Linked DNA regions of Homo sapiens: region 2 is linked to region 1. Evidence: chromatin loops called from intact Hi-C (ENCODE). Cell type or tissue: Caco-2. All regions are shown on one strand.

Region 1 (8,000 bases):
AAAATACCGTAAGCAAAGTCAAGACTTATGACAAGCTTGGAGAAATACCTGCAACACTGGCAGACCAAGGGCTAATTTCTTTGATTTGCAAAGAGCTCTTAAACATCAATGAGAAAGATGGAGACCTCACTAAAAATGAAATCCAGATACAAAAGGACAATTCACAGAAAAACAAACACAAAATGTCTGTAAAGCATGCAAAATACGCTCAGACTCACCATAATTAAAGACATGCAAAACAATGAGATATTATTTTCACCTATCAGGGAGACAGTGATCCAAAATGTTAAGAACGCAGCATTGCAGCGGAGTGAGGAAAGAAGCACTCTCATAGACTGTGGTTTCAGCCTTTCTAAGAACCATCCAACAAGAGCTATCAAAATTTAAAATGCACAAGCTCTTTGATCCAACTCTTCCACTGTCAGAATTTACCCATGGAATATACCCCTATGCATATTCATATACATGTGCACCAGAATGTTATTTGTATTAGCAAAAAAAAAAAAAAAATGGTAACCACCGAAATGTAGGCAGTTACCATATTTTTAGGATACAGAAGGAGGAGAAAGGATATGAAACATTTGTACAATGGCATACTCTAAAAAAGAACGAGCTAGCTGTGTACTAATATGGAACAAGTGCCAAGATATACACTTAGATAAAATAATCGGGTATGTAAGAGTATGCTTCAAAGTCTTCAAAAGAAAAGGAAAAACAAAAGATACAGATAGGCTTGTAAGAATCTCAGACCATTTCCAGAGCACCCAATAAACTTTAACAGAGGTTACTGCTGGGCAATGGAAAGAGGGGATTGGGAGGTGGTTTGAGGAGTCTAGGCTGACACCTGAATCGGCAGAGAGGAGGCGGTGACGTGCCACTTACCCACAACATGTACTGGCTGAACCGCCGCAGGAAGTAGACCATCCAGTTTCCAAGGGACTTTAAGGTGTCAGGAGCAAGCCTTCTCCAGATATTAGGGATATGCCCGATAAAAAGAGACCTGGCCACATCATCTAACTCATTGCTCATTCCAACTTCTCCAGCCAAGGCCTATTTAGAATCAAGAGCAATCGGGCAGGACTCTATCAGAACCCCAGGTGCCACGTATCTAGGCAGTAATCTGCACATGAGAGACAGGCTCACCCTTTGAAGTTCAGCCAGAGACTTCGTCATCCGGACCACAAGCTTGTTGAAGCGTTCCAGTTCCTGCAGGAGCACCACCGAAGTGGGGGAGAGTCCTGTTCCGAGGCGCTTCCTCACCTGGTCCAAGTCAAAGACTTTGGGCATCTTGTTTTCTATTTCTTTGGCCACTTGGCCAATATAATCATCGCGGCTGATACCACTGCTGGATTCCCCTAAAACCAGGACACTTTTCAGAGAAAGCAAGGCATCCACGTGCAGAACCGGAGCCTCCTGAGCCTTCCAGTTCTGGGAAAGGCATCAGCAACGTGGGAGGGCTACAAGAAGCAATCGTAAAACCCCAATCAAACTAATGAAGTCCTCCTGAGTAGAGTTTACCTGTCTGAGGCTGCAGCTCCAGCAGGTGAGCCCACATGTCTCGAGCCGCCTGCGTGTAATAGCCAATCTCAGCGTTGGGGTGGAGACCAAACACTTCTGGCGTGTTGGCAAGCGGGAGGGCCTCGATGGCTTCTGCAATCACAGAGAACAACGGAGGTGGCACTGTCCAGCCACCTGTGCTTTCTCAGGGCCCACAGCCTCAAAGTCTCCAAGACATGCAAGACTAATTTCCACTGTTTAGAGGGTGACTTTTTTTTTTTTTGAGACAGGGTCTTAGTCACCCAGGCTGAAGTGCACTGACATGGTCATTGATCACTACAGCCTCGACCTCCTGGGCTCAAGCTCTTCTCCCATCTCAGCCTCCCAAGTAGCTGGTACTACAGGTATTCACCACCACACTCAGCTAATATTTTTGTTTTTTGTTTTTTTGTTTTGATTTTTTGTTTATTTTTTGTAGAGATGGGATCTTGCTTGGTTGCCCAGGCTGGTCTTGAACTTCTGGGCTCAAGCGATCTGCCCTTCTTGGCCTTCCAAAGAAGGGATTACAGGTGCGAGCCACCATGACCAGCCAATGACATGTTTTTAATGTAAAAATTCTACACTACCACACCCAGTCCAGCCGTATGTTCATCTTTTACGAAAATGGCTCAGTGAGCTTCACTGTGGCCATTCTGCCCTTCCAGGTGGAACCTGATTTATTTACCATCATTCCAGGATGGGAAATCTGAACTCTATCAGTCAGCTCTGCAGCCAGGAAGCGTCTGCCGAGCCACCTAACAGGCTTAACAGACCACACCTGACCAGCCGAGGAGCCCCCACCAGGAGAGGAGCCGGTTGAAATGTATGGTCTCCCTTAGAAAAAGCCTTGAAAACATCTTTTCATGTCTGAGAAATCTCACCAACAAATTTCTCCTTTTCATCACCAACAGGGATTTTGTAGTCCACTTCCTTGTTCCGGAAGAAGTGGAATGGCTGGAAAGTATCAAAAATGAAGTCCCCCAGGTACTCATCCATGTAGATGGTCAGGATGCGGCGATCAAAGCTGTCGATGGCCCGTCCTCCATACATGACCTGAAATTAGAGGGCCTGAGAGCCAGCCAGGAGCTCAGAACCTACTGTGTGCACCCTGGGGGCCCGGGGCCAGAGGCTCACCCAGGGTCAAGAGACTCCAGCAGCCTGGCTGCTGCAAGGCTTGAACCTGTTGACTTGCATAACCTTTCGGGCCACTGTTCACACAATTGATCTGTGGCTTTGCTGGCTTCCCAAGGGATAGGGCCCAAAGCAGTAAGAAGCCCTCAGGAAGTGTTGGGAGCTCCTGTGCAGCAGGCAAAGTCCCCCAAACACATCAAACAAACAGCTGAAGAAGCCAGCAGCTGCTTCTGTCTTTGGAATTGATGTCACTGCCTGAGCCGTGTGCAGACCACCGGGGATGCTTCCTGTGAGCTCTGTATACAGCAACAGCTGAGGCAAGGGGCTAGAGGATGCCTTGCCTGGATCCCCAGCCATGGATCCAGCTCAGGGAACCTCCATGTGAACAGAGCTCACTTAGGACAAAGAACAACCAGGTGAGAGCAGAGAGAATTGTCACAGAAACCCAAGGGGAACACAGGGGCAGAAGAGGCTGGTTCTGAGGGCTCAGAGGAAAATAGGGGCACGAGGCCACAGCTCTGTAGCCCCAGAGGCACCTGCGGAAGGATCCCCGGTCACCCCTACCTCTCCAATTAGGTACTTGAGGCTGCCCCACGGGATCCTTGGGTCCCGTTGCTGGAAGGCTTTCGTTAAGTACGTGTTCAGAATTTCCATGCAGACCTTGAAAGAAGAGAACACGCTCAGTTATACTGAAACCCACCAAGCTGTTCACATTCTGATACTTTTCTGAAAAGGCTGCTGGGAACGGTGCAACCCTGCTGTGGTTGAACCCGGAGGAAAGTCGGGAGGAAGTGGGCCGCCTAAGGAAGCCATTTCCAAGGAGAAGCAGCCACTGTCACCTGGAAGTCAGACTCATTGAAGTCATAGTACACGTTCCAGCCAATCTTCCCAAACTTCCTTCTCTCCTGCACCACAGCATGAAAGAACGCCAGCACGTAGACCAGCGGCTTGAAGGCAGGGTGCGGGCACTGGTCCAGCATTTCGTGAGAGATCTTGAAGTAAGTTGCCCTCATGTTGAGTTTCAGCCCATTGGGTGGCTCGGTGACAACCTTCAGAAGAGAAGAAAACACACAGTGATGGAGACCGCAGGCCCACAAGCTTGGAAGAGTGTGCACAATGCAGGCACTGCGCTTTCCTTCCTCTCTACGGAGCCATCTGTCTGAGACCTCCAATAGCTAAAGTCTCTTGTCCAGGGCCCAGGCTGAGAAGTTAAAGGACTAGATGTTCTGGCTCTCAGGGTCAAGGGTCAAGAGTCTTTGACCTTCCTCTGAACCATGAGATCCTTTACTATATATAAAATGAAAGTAAAGTCTTCCCTCCACCTCCCCAGAGAGAGAGAGAGAGACAGAGAATGACAAAACCTTTCCAAAAGAATTTCCCGGAGAATAAATTAAATGGGGCATGTAAACCACGCGAAACTCCTGCAGTCAGCACTAGCGAACTGCAGGCTGTGTGTGGGGGGGGGGGCCGTGAAGTTTATGAAAAGTAGCGTAGATATTGTTAGGGACACATGCAGAATTGGTAGAGATAGGCCTGGGAGTCACAAACACCCAACCCAGGACAGCGGCTCCCTCTAAAGAGAGAGGTGGGATTGAGAAGGGTTTCAACCGCAAGGTTTCACCTGCAGCCTAAGGTTTATTTCTACACAGACAAAGGCACACCCCGGCCCCAGAGCAGCATGCAGGTGTTCTGAGAAGCTGCGTGCTGGCATGTTGATGTCCATCCTGAAGCCAGACCTTTAGGGACTTCTGCAGAATCCCAATGGGGAAGCCCTTGGTGGGGTCCGTGGTGAGCCACAGGCGGAAGTCTGGGTGGGGCTTGGTGATCCTCTCCAGGGACTTCTCCAGATCTTTCAGCCACTTGACCAGGAGGTGGCAGTTCTGCAGCATCAGCCACTGCCCCCGAGCCACCGCCGTCTCCAGCAGCTGCAGGGCCACCTGCGCCGGGGGAGAGGGAAGAGGAGAGGGGTTGGCATCCAAACCCAACCCCGTGCTCTCCAGAGACCCACTCCACACCCACAGAAGGGCGATGGCAGCTCCAGCAGAAGCCAAAAGCAAGCCGAGGATCCAGGAGCTACAGGTGGAGCCTTCAAATAAACCATCTTTGAGAAACCCCATGGGCCCCGTGGGTGCACTGAGCTGGTCACACCCAGCCTGGAAGATGGGTGAGCATTTTGCACTCATCTGCCTCCCTGGCCCTGGAAGTCCCAGCTCCTCCCACACAGTCGCTCCTGTCCCCTGAGGACTCCTGAGCAGGGCTGCAAGAGACCAGCTAAAGCCCACCAGGAAGTCGGGACTGTCCTGGCCACTGTAAGATCTTCAGGGCCCTAGGCCTGGAAAACAATCACCATGTCCCCTCCCAAATGTAATTCAAAGCACAAACAAGCTAAACACCCAAATCAAGCCTTGCTTTCTGAAATGGCTTAAAACACATGAGTGCTGGCGTTACAATAGCTTATTTCAGTGTTGTGGTTGAGAGAGCTGGCCCGCCTTGCTGGTGCCCAGGGCTTGCCTCCTGGGCCATCCAGCATGGGTATTGCCATCCTCATCTCACCCAGGGGCTTTCAGCAGTAGAGGGGCTTACCCAAAGCCTCACAGTTCATAGCAAAGCCAGGACTGGCAGTCAGCTCCCTCTGACCCCAACACGCATGCCTGCAACCATCACACTTACTGACGCACAGACTTTTCCTGCAAGCTTTGTCCCACATTGTACTGAACTTGTGTAGCAAGTTCTAGCAGGGAGCACTGTGATGCAGAGAGGCAAGACCTCAGCAAAGAAAGCTCACTGGCTCAGAAAGGTAGGAGGATTTGCACCACAGTTCTGTCCTGAATGGTCCTGGGCTCAGCCTCTCTCCACCCACTCCCTTGGCCATGCAATTGGGGCCATAATAATCCTGATCCACAATGAGGCTGTTCAGGGACTAAGGAAGGTAAGGACTGTGTGTGAAAGGGCTTTGAAAACAGCACAGCCTGAGCATCGTGTCTCATGCCTGTGATCCCAACACTTTGGGAGGCCGAAGTGGAAGGATCGCTTGAGCCCAGGAGTTCAAGACCAGCCAGGGCAACATGGTGACGTGTTTGTATTTTTCTCTACAGAAAATACCAAAAAAATTAGCCAGGCATGGTGACGCATGCCTGTAGTCTCAGCTGCTACTGGGGAGGCTGAGGCAGGACGATCACTTCACAATCAGGAGGTCGAGGCTGCAGTGAGCTATGTTCGCACCACTGCACTCCAGCCTGGGTGACAGAGTGAGACCCTGTCTCAAAAAGAAAAGAAAAAGGAAAAAAAAAGAAAACAGCACAGCACCATGATCACAACATGAGGTTGTGAAATCATAACTATTATTGTCATCTTCCCAGTGTTTCATTACTGCTTCTTAGCTCGGAAATGCATCCAACTGATTTGTGGCGTGGCACTCAGCTTAAACCCAGGTTAGCTCCTTCTTAGCAGACACCAGGGACCTCCCCTAAACGTAGAGCTTGTTCCTTTCAGCCACAAATTACCTTTTCTTGACCTTGACCCATTGCAAGGAATTTGAGGCGATTTCCTCCAAAACCACTTCGCTCTGCTAATTTCATAAGATCAGTGGCAGGGTCGGAGCCAGGACTCAGGATAAACACAATGGGCGAATGTGGAGTGCTCTGCTCAAAAATAGCTTCAAAGCTGATCATTGGGGGCTGCACATACCTGGTGAAAGAAACACAGTCAGAAAACTCTCCCGCGAGGACAGCTCCAGACCAGGGGCTGGTCTGTCTGATCAGCGCTGCCTCCTCCGGTGTCCAGAACCTTCTGACCACTCCTCTGGGATAGCTCGTTGCAGTCTTCCCTGTTTTAGATTCTAGTTTCTATGCACGTCTCCCACCCTGATGGGGAACTCCTGAGTGGCAGGGACTTCTCTGTACCCCCTCACACTCGATTCAGTTGGTTTGTGCTGAGCTGGGCACCTCAGCTTGCCCTCTAGGTGGGCCTGCCCATGGCACAAAACCCTGAGGTTCCACAGGCGTGTCCTGAATGGTCCACATCTTGAGTTTTGAGTTTTGTGTTTTGTGTGTGGGTTTTTTCTTTTTCTTTTTTTTTTTTTTTTTTAAATTGAAATATATAATCTCACTCTGTTGCCCAGGCTGGAGTACAGTGGTACTATCACAGCTCACTGCAGCCTCAAACTCTTGGGCTCAAGCAATCCTCCCACCTCAGCTTCCTTAGTAGCTTGACTACAGGTGTGCACCACCACGCCTGGCTAATTCTTTTTTATTTTTTATTTTTTAGAGGCAGTATCTCACTATGTTGCCCAGGCTGGGTCTCGAACTCCTGGCCTCAAGCGATCCTCCCACATCAGCTTCCTGAAGTGCTGGGATTACAGGTGTGAGCCACCGCACCTGACCCAGATGTGCGTTTTAAAATTCATTGCAAACACAAAGATATTGGGATATTTCAGGAAAAAATCTGAAGTCCTAGCTTCTTTCAGAGTCAGAGGATCCAGCCACTGTGGGTTCCCAATGGCACCTGGTATCAGTCAGCAGGAGCTAAGGGCAGCTGCCCAGGGACCAGGACCCCACCCAGCCTCATCACTCACTGCCATGGCCTGCTGGCTACAAGGGCACATCTGAGCTGCAGCCCCACACGCTCCGCCTGGCTTCGTACCCCATGCTAGAGCTACATTGTCCAGTGCGATGGCCGTGAGGCACAGCACTTAAAATGTGGCTAGCCCCAATTGAGATGTGCTGTAAGTGTGAATTCACACAGGATTTTGTAGACTTAATACCAGAAAAAAGCATGTAAAATGTCTCAATCATGTTCATATTGATTATACATTCAAATGATAATTTTAATATATTCATTTAAATAAAATGTTATTACAATTAATTGCGCCCATTTCTTTTCTAATGTAGCTACTAGAACTTTCGAAACTGCATATGTGGCTCACACTGAATTTCTTATGACTAGCACTGTTCTAGAATATTGAAGAATTCTAGAATATCGGCTATCGAATATTGTACAGCAGGGTGGCGACAGCTGTCTCGGGAGCTGGTCAGCCTCTGCTTTCTTTGAGTCCAAGGTGGGAGGACGCTAGAGATTCCACCCCACGGAAAGTGGCAAATCAACAAAACGACACACTTACTTCTCTCCCATTGTTACAGTCACATAGTCAGTCACGGCCCGATAGACCCGATCCACACGGAAACAGCGCAAAATAAGCAACTTCTGGAAAGGGGTGATGTTGTTATCGTAACCCAAGGGGACGGGAAACTGCTCCAGTGAATCCAGGTCATACCACTGGGAAAAGCAAAGAATATTCATTGTGCGTCAACTCAGAAATGACATAGGTCCCCATT
Region 2 (8,000 bases), 130 kb after region 1:
AAAAAGAAAAGAAGAGAAAAATGTGAGGCTGGGGTCAAAGAAGGAACTAGAGTCATTTCTTCTGGAGTTCCCCTTCATAAGGAAGACACTGCATGATAAAATGAACACTACTCTTGACAATATAGACGTGACGGTAACGGTGATGGATTTCACAGGCTGGTTTCCTAGAATGATCCTAAACTGTCAGCCTCACACCCCAGAACAGTCTGTGGGCCACCAATGCGATGGGGTCCAGGCACTCAGCTTCCAGCTGGTCTGGCTGAGCTGCTGAGGGTGAGGCCCAGGAGGGAAGGGACAGAGTCTGGCGTGTCAGAGGCTGGCACATGAAACAGGCATTCAACACGCACAGACCGCGCTAACTAGGGGCTGACTTGAAATCAGCAAGGAATAGGCCATGTGTCCTTCACGTCTGTCACTCTCAACATGAACAAGGAAGTCCTCTGGGATTCTAGCCAATATTGAGTGACAGCGATTCTCTGCTGCCAGCTGAACACAGGCTCACGATGGCTTTCAGACAGTTGAAGTGGGGAGAGGGATCCTTTCTTTTTTGGAATGTTGAGGGGCCTAACAAGATCATGAAGGTCATCCCCCCATTCTGTGAGTGCCCTTCTGCCAGAAAGCCTCTGACCATCCAACTGATTTTCATTCTCTACCTTGCCACCCCCTCTAACTGTCCATATTTGTCAACTGTTTTAATCTACACACACCATTTTAAAGCATGCAACAAGATGAACTTACTTCAGGATGAGCTTTGTCAGGACCTCATAAATTTTCTTTTCCCAGTATTTGTAGTAGGAGGCCAGCTTGGGGGCCTTGCCTGTGTTGGTGTGGACGACCAGGCCCTCAACTTTGGTCAGCAGTGGTCCAATGGCAAGATACCACCGGACCATGTGGTCCACGTCGCTGGCCCTTTCTCGCTCAATGTGTTCAAAAAATTCCTTCACGCCTGGAGAGAAAGATGTCTGTTAGAGCTGTCCACGAACACAGGGAAGGACAGCACTCAAAAGGCAATCCAAACATGAGCTGTGTGTCTTAAAAAAACCAAAACCAGCCTCCAACCTCAGCCCAAAGCAGAACATAAGTCAATATCAGAACACACACTAAGCAACAAATAAATGACAACCAGTTACGCACATCTAGTGGCTTTTATACCTTTGGGCAATCTTGTTTTTCTTCAATTCATTGTTGACATATCTTGAATTCCTTGTTGACTAGTCTAAGACCACTTAAAGTATCTTTTTTTTTTTTTTTGAGACGGAGTCTCACTCTGTCACCCAGGCTGGAGTGCTGCAGTGGTGCGATCTGGGCTCACTGCAAGCTCCGCCTCCCAGGTTCACGCCATTCTCCTGCCTCAGCCTCCCGAGTAGCTGGGACTACAGGTGCCCACCACCACGCCCAGCTAATTTTTTGTATTTTTAGTAGAGACAGGGTTTCACCGTGTTAGCCAGGATGGTCTCGATTTCCTGACCTTGTGATCTGCCTGCCTCAGCCTCCCAAAGTGCTGGGATTATAGGCGTGAGCCACCGAGCCCTGCCTAAAGTATCTTTCTTTAGCAAGTAAATGTGAGCCCATAAAAAATACAACTAGCTTTACTGTTACAAAGTTATCAACAAAGTACCACAGGCTTTCGCAGATGAGGTGGGAGGATCACTTGAGGCCAGGAGTCCAAGACCAGCCTGGGCAACATAGTGAGCCCTCGTCTCAGAAAAAAACAAAACAAAAACAAATAAACATGAATTTGTTAAACTAAGCAATATATAAAACATGACAAAAAGTAATAGCTACCCGTGATTCTTTCAAGTAAATGACTGAGAGCATTAGAAATGGTTTGATGCCATTCATGGAACATACAAATACATATGTATATTTATAGGTACATATATACACATGTATGTATATACAATATATGTTCTCATTAATTCCATAACTGGAGAACCCAGAAGTCAGATCTACCTGGGAGTTCTTCCTCACTTTTAGCGGCTGGATATTTAAAGAGATTTATGGCCTCTATTAATGTCAGCCTGGAAGAAATGTCATCTGCATTCTTATGAATCTGGTGGACGAGAGACTCAAATTTCCCAATGGCCTGTTTGCAACCAGTTATATAGTCACCGATACCTTTGAAGAAAGAAAGAAAGAAAGACATTTGGCTTCCAACTCTGTCTTTCCACATCCCCCCACCAACGTCTGTGATGTTAATACTGGCATCCCTTTGCAGGAAAGACCCTGCTCATTCCAACCCCTTGGGTCTTTGGGCTGGCAAAGATCCACTTTGAACCCTAAGGGACTGGGACAAGGAGTCCTGAGCCCAGAATCAACCAAGCAATGCATCTCTTCTATTCAAATGTTAGCACGGTCCTGGCTGGAGCACCATGGGGAGAAAGGGACTATCAAGCCTAGCTGTCTTCTCACTGCTGGAGCTCCCTGAACCTCCACTCTGCACCACCTGCCCGCAGCCTCCTCTGGCCTGGAGCTTAGACGAACAGCAAGAACATGAACAGTAAACTCGGGCTAAGTACTTACGATCGGTCTCACTTTATGAAAATAAAAACCCCAAAGTGGATCACAGACTATACTGGGAAACATCATACTATAACATTTTTAGAAACAAAACACAAGGAGAGAAAAAAACTTATGATTCTTCGACTTGACAGCAAAAGTAGAACCCATTAAAGGAAAAATTGATACACTGGACTTAGTTGAAATTTACAGTTTTTGCTCTACCAGAGGCCCTCCTACGAGAAAGAAAAGACAAGCGACAGAGTGGGAGAAAATAGCTGCAAACCACACATCCAATAAAAGACGAGTATCTAGAGTATACCAAGGATGCTCAAAACTCAACAGTAAAGAAAACAAACAATCTAATTAGAAAATAGGCAAAAGACATAAAAAGACGTGTTGCTGAAGAGGCCATACACATGACATATTTGTGCTTATTAGCACATGAAAAGATGCTCAACACCATTAGCCATTACAGAAGTCAAATCAGAACCATGAGATATCATTACACAGCTATCAGATGGCCAAAATTAAAAAAAAAAAAAAAAAGTGACAGCAAAACTGGCCAGGATGCAGAGAAACCGAGTCACTCATATATTGATGATGGAAATGTAAAATGGCACAGCCGCCCTGTAAGACAGCATGACAGTAAAACAAAAACAAAAACAAAAAAAGGCCACACGTGGTGGCTCACGCCTGTAATCCCAGCACTTTGAAAGGCCAAGGCGGATGGATCACTTGAGGCCAGGAGTTCAAGATCAGCCTGGCCAACATGGCAAAACCCCATCTCTACTAAAAATACAAAAGTGAGCCAGAAGTGGTGGCAGGTGCCTATAATCCAAGCTACTCGGGAGGCTGAGGCAGGAGAATCGCTTGAACCCAGGAGGTGGAGATTGCAGTGAGCTGAGATTGCCCCACTGCACTCCAGCCTGGACAACAAGAGCGAAACTCCATCTCAAAACAACAACAACAACAACCTTAAACTAAACATGCAACTACCGTGCAACTCAGCAACTGCACTCCTGGGCATTTATCCCAGAAAAAGTGAAGACTCCTGTCACACAAAACCCTGTACACAAATGTTTATAGCAGCTTTATTCCTAAGAGCCAAAACCGGAAACAACCTAGTTGTCCTTCAAAAGGTGAAAGGCTGAACAAACTATGGTACATTGATACCGTGGGGTATGCTTCGAAAATCCACAGACTGTTGACACATCCAACAAGGGCAGATCTTTGAAGACTTAGGCTGAGCAAGAAGAGCCAAATCAAAAAAGGGCTATGTGTTATCTCATTTATATAACACTCTGAAATGACAACATTACAGAAATTGAATAAAGATTCATGGTTGCCAGGGATTAAGGAGAGGGCAAGGATGGGAGGGAAGTGGACTTGACAGTACTCGCTGTGGTGTTGAAAATGCTCTCTATCTCGACTGTATCAATGTCAATATCTTGGTTGTGATCTTAACTAGTTTTGCAAGAAGTTACTACTTAGGGAAAATGACTAAAGGGTACGAAGGCTCCCTCTGTCGTAATTCTTAACAACTGCATGTGAATCTATAATTACCTCCAAATTACATTTTTAATTAAAAAAATAAAAGTAAAGGTGATTTTCTTTTGGGAGAAATGTGCTTTGGGTCTGCAGAGTGTGAAAATATCACCCCTCTTATCTTCATCCCAACGACAGCCTGGAGATCAGTTCTAAGTTCCGCAACTTGTATTTCTTAACCCTCAAAAATTGTTAATTGTCTCTATAAACATATGAAAATGGTAATTCAAATAAAACAACCTAAAAGAATTACTTTGCATCCCAAGTCTAAAAGGCAATCAATAGATGAATGACGTTACCTAGTGAGTTCCAGTTCAACCTCTTATATCCCGACCTAAACACTCGGAGCAGTTCCTGGGAATGATCTTTGAGAAGCACAGACTCCGCATCGTTTAACGTTCCTATGAGCATGTGATAATGATCCAACATGCGCTGTATCCCAGCTGTGTACCTGCACATGACAGGAATGTCATAAACCTGAGGAGAGCACCTTTAAGCTCATCAAAAGCTTTTGCGGTCAAGAGATTACAAAAGACCGTGGTCTCAATCAAGACCAACCTTGATCAAGAGATTTGCAGAAATTTAAAACATCACTCTTCTCATTAACTTTCTTTTTTGGAAAATATTGGTTACTTCTCATTAAAGATGTTATTTATATTACATGAAATAGGTTTACTATTGTTGATCCCTATTTTAAACTTTTCTTTTTTTTTTTGAGATGGAGTCTCGCTCTGTCGCCTAGGCTGGAGTGCAGTGGCACGATCTCGGCTCACTGCAACCTCTGCCTGCCAGGTTCAGGCAATTCTCCTGCCTCAGCCTCCCAAGTAGCTGAGACTACAGGCATGAGCCACCATGCCCAGCTAATTTTTGTAGTTTTAGTAGAGATGGGGTTTCACCATGCTGGCCAGGCTGGTCTTGAACTCCTGACCTCATGATCTGCCCGCCTCGGCCTCCCAAAGTACTGGGATTACAGGCGTGAGCCACCACACCCAACCCCATATTTTAAACTTTTCTTAGCTTCAATTTTTTTTTCTTCTTTTTTTTTTTTTGGATACAGGCTCTCGCTCTGTCTCCCAGGCTGGAGATAGAGCAATCACGGTTCACTGCAGCCTCAATCTCCCAGGTTCAAGGAATCCTCCCACCTAAGCCTCCCAAGTAGCTGAGACTACAGGTAGCACCACAACGCCCAGGCCTTAGCTTCAATTTCTAATGTGGTAAGAATTCATAATTATAAAATCCACAAAAATGAAAGCTTTTGGAGGGGTCCTCAATAATTTTTAAGAGCGTAAAGGGGTCCCAAGAACAAAAAGCTTACTGCTAATTTAAAAGAAGAATTTTTTTACCTAAGGAATTTGTCTTCCTGGAGAGCAACATTTCTTGCTAATTCAGGGACAGTGAACCCCAGCTGCTCTAAGTACTTTGTTTCATTAATAATCTCTCTGAGAGCCGGTGAAAAGTTGATTGCAAAAACAGCTCCCCTTTCTAAAGTCGAAGGCTCCTCTGTGGCGATGGAAGACTGTGGAAGAGACATTCCATCAGCGCGGCCAGGGCAGTCCAAGAGACAGTTGGATCAACACAACCCACACCAAAAGTGAACATGAAAAAGATCAACACTGGGCCCTTCACCAGACGGGGGTGCTGGCTGGAACTGGCTGGAATATGTATTTTGTTTGGTGAACGGAGATTTTGAAGAATCAATTCAGTTGCCGGCATTTGAAAATGGAGCAATTTCACCTAAAAATTCCTTCTGCCTTCCCTTGAAACACTGGAAAATCTGACATGGAGCAGTTGCCTCTTTGGTCGGATCTGAGCCCACCTGTTCCCTAGGGGTCCCACCTGGCCCTCTCCACTTGCTTTGGTCCCTACGTCAGGATTTCAGGAACCAAAGACCTAAAACTGCCAGGCTGCATCTTTCCTCCCTAACGGCAGGTGTTCGTTTATCGAGCATTCACCAAGTGCGGGGCCCAGAGCTGAAGAAGAGGATGAATCAGGTGGAATGGCATTTTTCTGCAGGTTAAAGATGGCCAGCTGTCAGCTCTGTTTCATATATGATTCAACCAACCCTTTGCTTGTCTACATCATCTGATTTATAAAACGCATTTCATAAATGGGGAAACGGAGGCTTGGTATTCAGCCACTTGCCCAAGAAGTCAGTAGGGCTGCCCGTTTCCAGCCCGCGTCCTAGCCATGGCATCGTGCCATCTCCACTCTTTCCTTTCTCCTCCTCCCCTAGCCCTTCCTTGTCTTTGATTCTGGAAACTGACCCAACTTCATGAATGTCAACAAATCAAGCCTTGAGAAAATGTGGCAGACGCCATCGTCTCACGCGGCAATCGGGAATGAGGGCGTGGGCAGCGCACCTTGGTCAAAAGGCTCTTCTTCATGAGAGCTGGCAGCACCTGCTCCGTCACCTCCATCCACTGCTCATACTTTCTGTCTTCATACTCCTTCATTGTCCTACCTACTTCCAAATATTTTTGTTTGACCTATCAAAGAATTCAAGCAACCGTCATTTTGTCCTTGAAAATAACATTTTTCATCTCGCTCTACACAGATAATTTATACAAATTATAAATATAATATATAAATTATTATAAACATTATATAATTTTTTTTTTTTTTTTTTGGAGACGGAGTCTCACTCTGTCGCCCAGGCTGGAGTGTAGTAGCGCGATCTCAGCTCACTACATCCTTCGCCTCCCGGGCTCAAGCGATTCTCCTGCCTCAGCCTCCCAAGTAGCTAGGATTACAGGCACATGCCACCACACCCAGCTAATTTTTGTATTTTAGTAGAGACAGGGTTTCACCATGTTGGCCAGGCTGGTCTTGAACTCCTGACCTCAGGTGATCTGCCCACCTCGGCCTTTCAAAGTGCTGGGATTACAGGTGTGAGCCACTGCACCTGGTCATTTTTATATAATTATATATAAACATTTTTTCATATCTTTCTACATAATTTTGTATACATACATTATAAATATAATAAATAAAAATGTTAATATAATAAATAATATATAGTTATATAATATTAAATAATATAATATAAAATAGTATTAGATATAAACACATTTTGAAAAAGGAAGTCAATAGATTTTCCCAAAGCTTGGAGAGTTGGTCTGCGATGGTGATATAGCACAGATCTCTGTCCTCCCAAATCTCATACTGCATTGTAATCCCCAGTGTTGGAGGTGGGGCCTGCTGGGAGGCAACTGGATCACGAAGGCGGAATTCTCGTGAATGGTTTGCACCACCTCTCTTGGGACTGTCCTGGTGATGCTGAGTGAGTTCTTGGGAGATCTGCTCAAGTGAAAGTGGGCAGCACCTGCCCCTTCACTCTCTCTTGCTCCTGCTCCCACTGTGTGAGGTACCTGCCCCCACTTTGCCTTCCACCATGATTGGGAGTTTCCTGGGACCTCCCAGGAAGGCTATGCTACCTGTACAGCCTGCAGAACTGTGAGCCAATTAAACCTCTTTTCTTATAAATTACCCAGTTTCTTTATAGCAAAATGGACTAATATAGTTGATAACTTGAAATCTAGGTTGACTGGCAGCCTTCTGCAAACCACAGTCCATGAACTGCCTTGGTCTCTACCCATGAACTAAGAACAGCTTTTACATGAAGAGAAGGAAATGATTTAGATGATTAAAAAGAAATCAAAAGAATAATAATGCTTTGTAACTCAAGAAAAAGATATGAAATTCAAATTCAGCATCCATAAATAAAGTTTTATTGGACACAGCCACGCCTGTTCAAAACGTATTATCTGGGGGATACTTTATTGCAGCAACGACAGGTTGAGTCGTTGCAGAGAAATTGTCCAAACCCCTAAAATATTTACTATCGGGATCTTCAAAGAAATGGCTTACCAGCCTCTGCTATATAACATATAAAAATCCATGGGTGGGGGGTGAGATCATATCGAAAAGATGGTAGGCATCCTCCAAAGAAGCTG

Evidence for each region. Hi-C counts contacts between places; a loop is a spot of excess contacts. Peaks named below come from ENCODE experiments on the same cell type or tissue, not always from the same donor. Only the 100,000 strongest peaks of a DNase experiment are listed, where the experiment ranks them.
Region 2: a loop joins it to region 1, with 16 times the contacts of the local background. A loop is called at or near these places in 2 of 110 quality-filtered maps.

What each region holds. Positions count from the first base shown.
Region 1 is chr12:123,924,991-123,932,990 of GRCh38, reverse strand. It overlaps DNAH10 (dynein axonemal heavy chain 10), which reads right to left. Exons shown (of 79, transcript NM_001372106.1): 68 at 7,787-7,941; 69 at 6,171-6,354; 70 at 4,404-4,604; 71 at 3,507-3,716; 72 at 3,232-3,327; 73 at 2,418-2,589; 74 at 1,519-1,650; 75 at 1,144-1,355; 76 at 883-1,050. It overlaps DNAH10OS (dynein axonemal heavy chain 10 opposite strand), which reads left to right. Exons shown (of 2, transcript NR_187476.1): 2 at 2,448-5,936. It overlaps LOC124903043 (a long non-coding RNA gene), which reads left to right and starts at 7,974. Exons shown (of 2, transcript XR_007063505.1): 1 at 7,974-8,000. In Caco-2, no CTCF peak of the experiment used is centred here; a DNase peak (open chromatin) is centred at 4,560.
Region 2 is chr12:123,797,779-123,805,778 of GRCh38, reverse strand. DNAH10 (dynein axonemal heavy chain 10) reads right to left here. Exons shown (of 79, transcript NM_001372106.1): 14 at 6,408-6,533; 15 at 5,391-5,563; 16 at 4,347-4,498; 17 at 1,954-2,118; 18 at 739-946. Among named protein-coding and RNA genes, the nearest start is that of DNAH10, 39 kb to the right of the region's middle. In Caco-2, no CTCF peak of the experiment used is centred here; no DNase peak of the experiment used is centred here.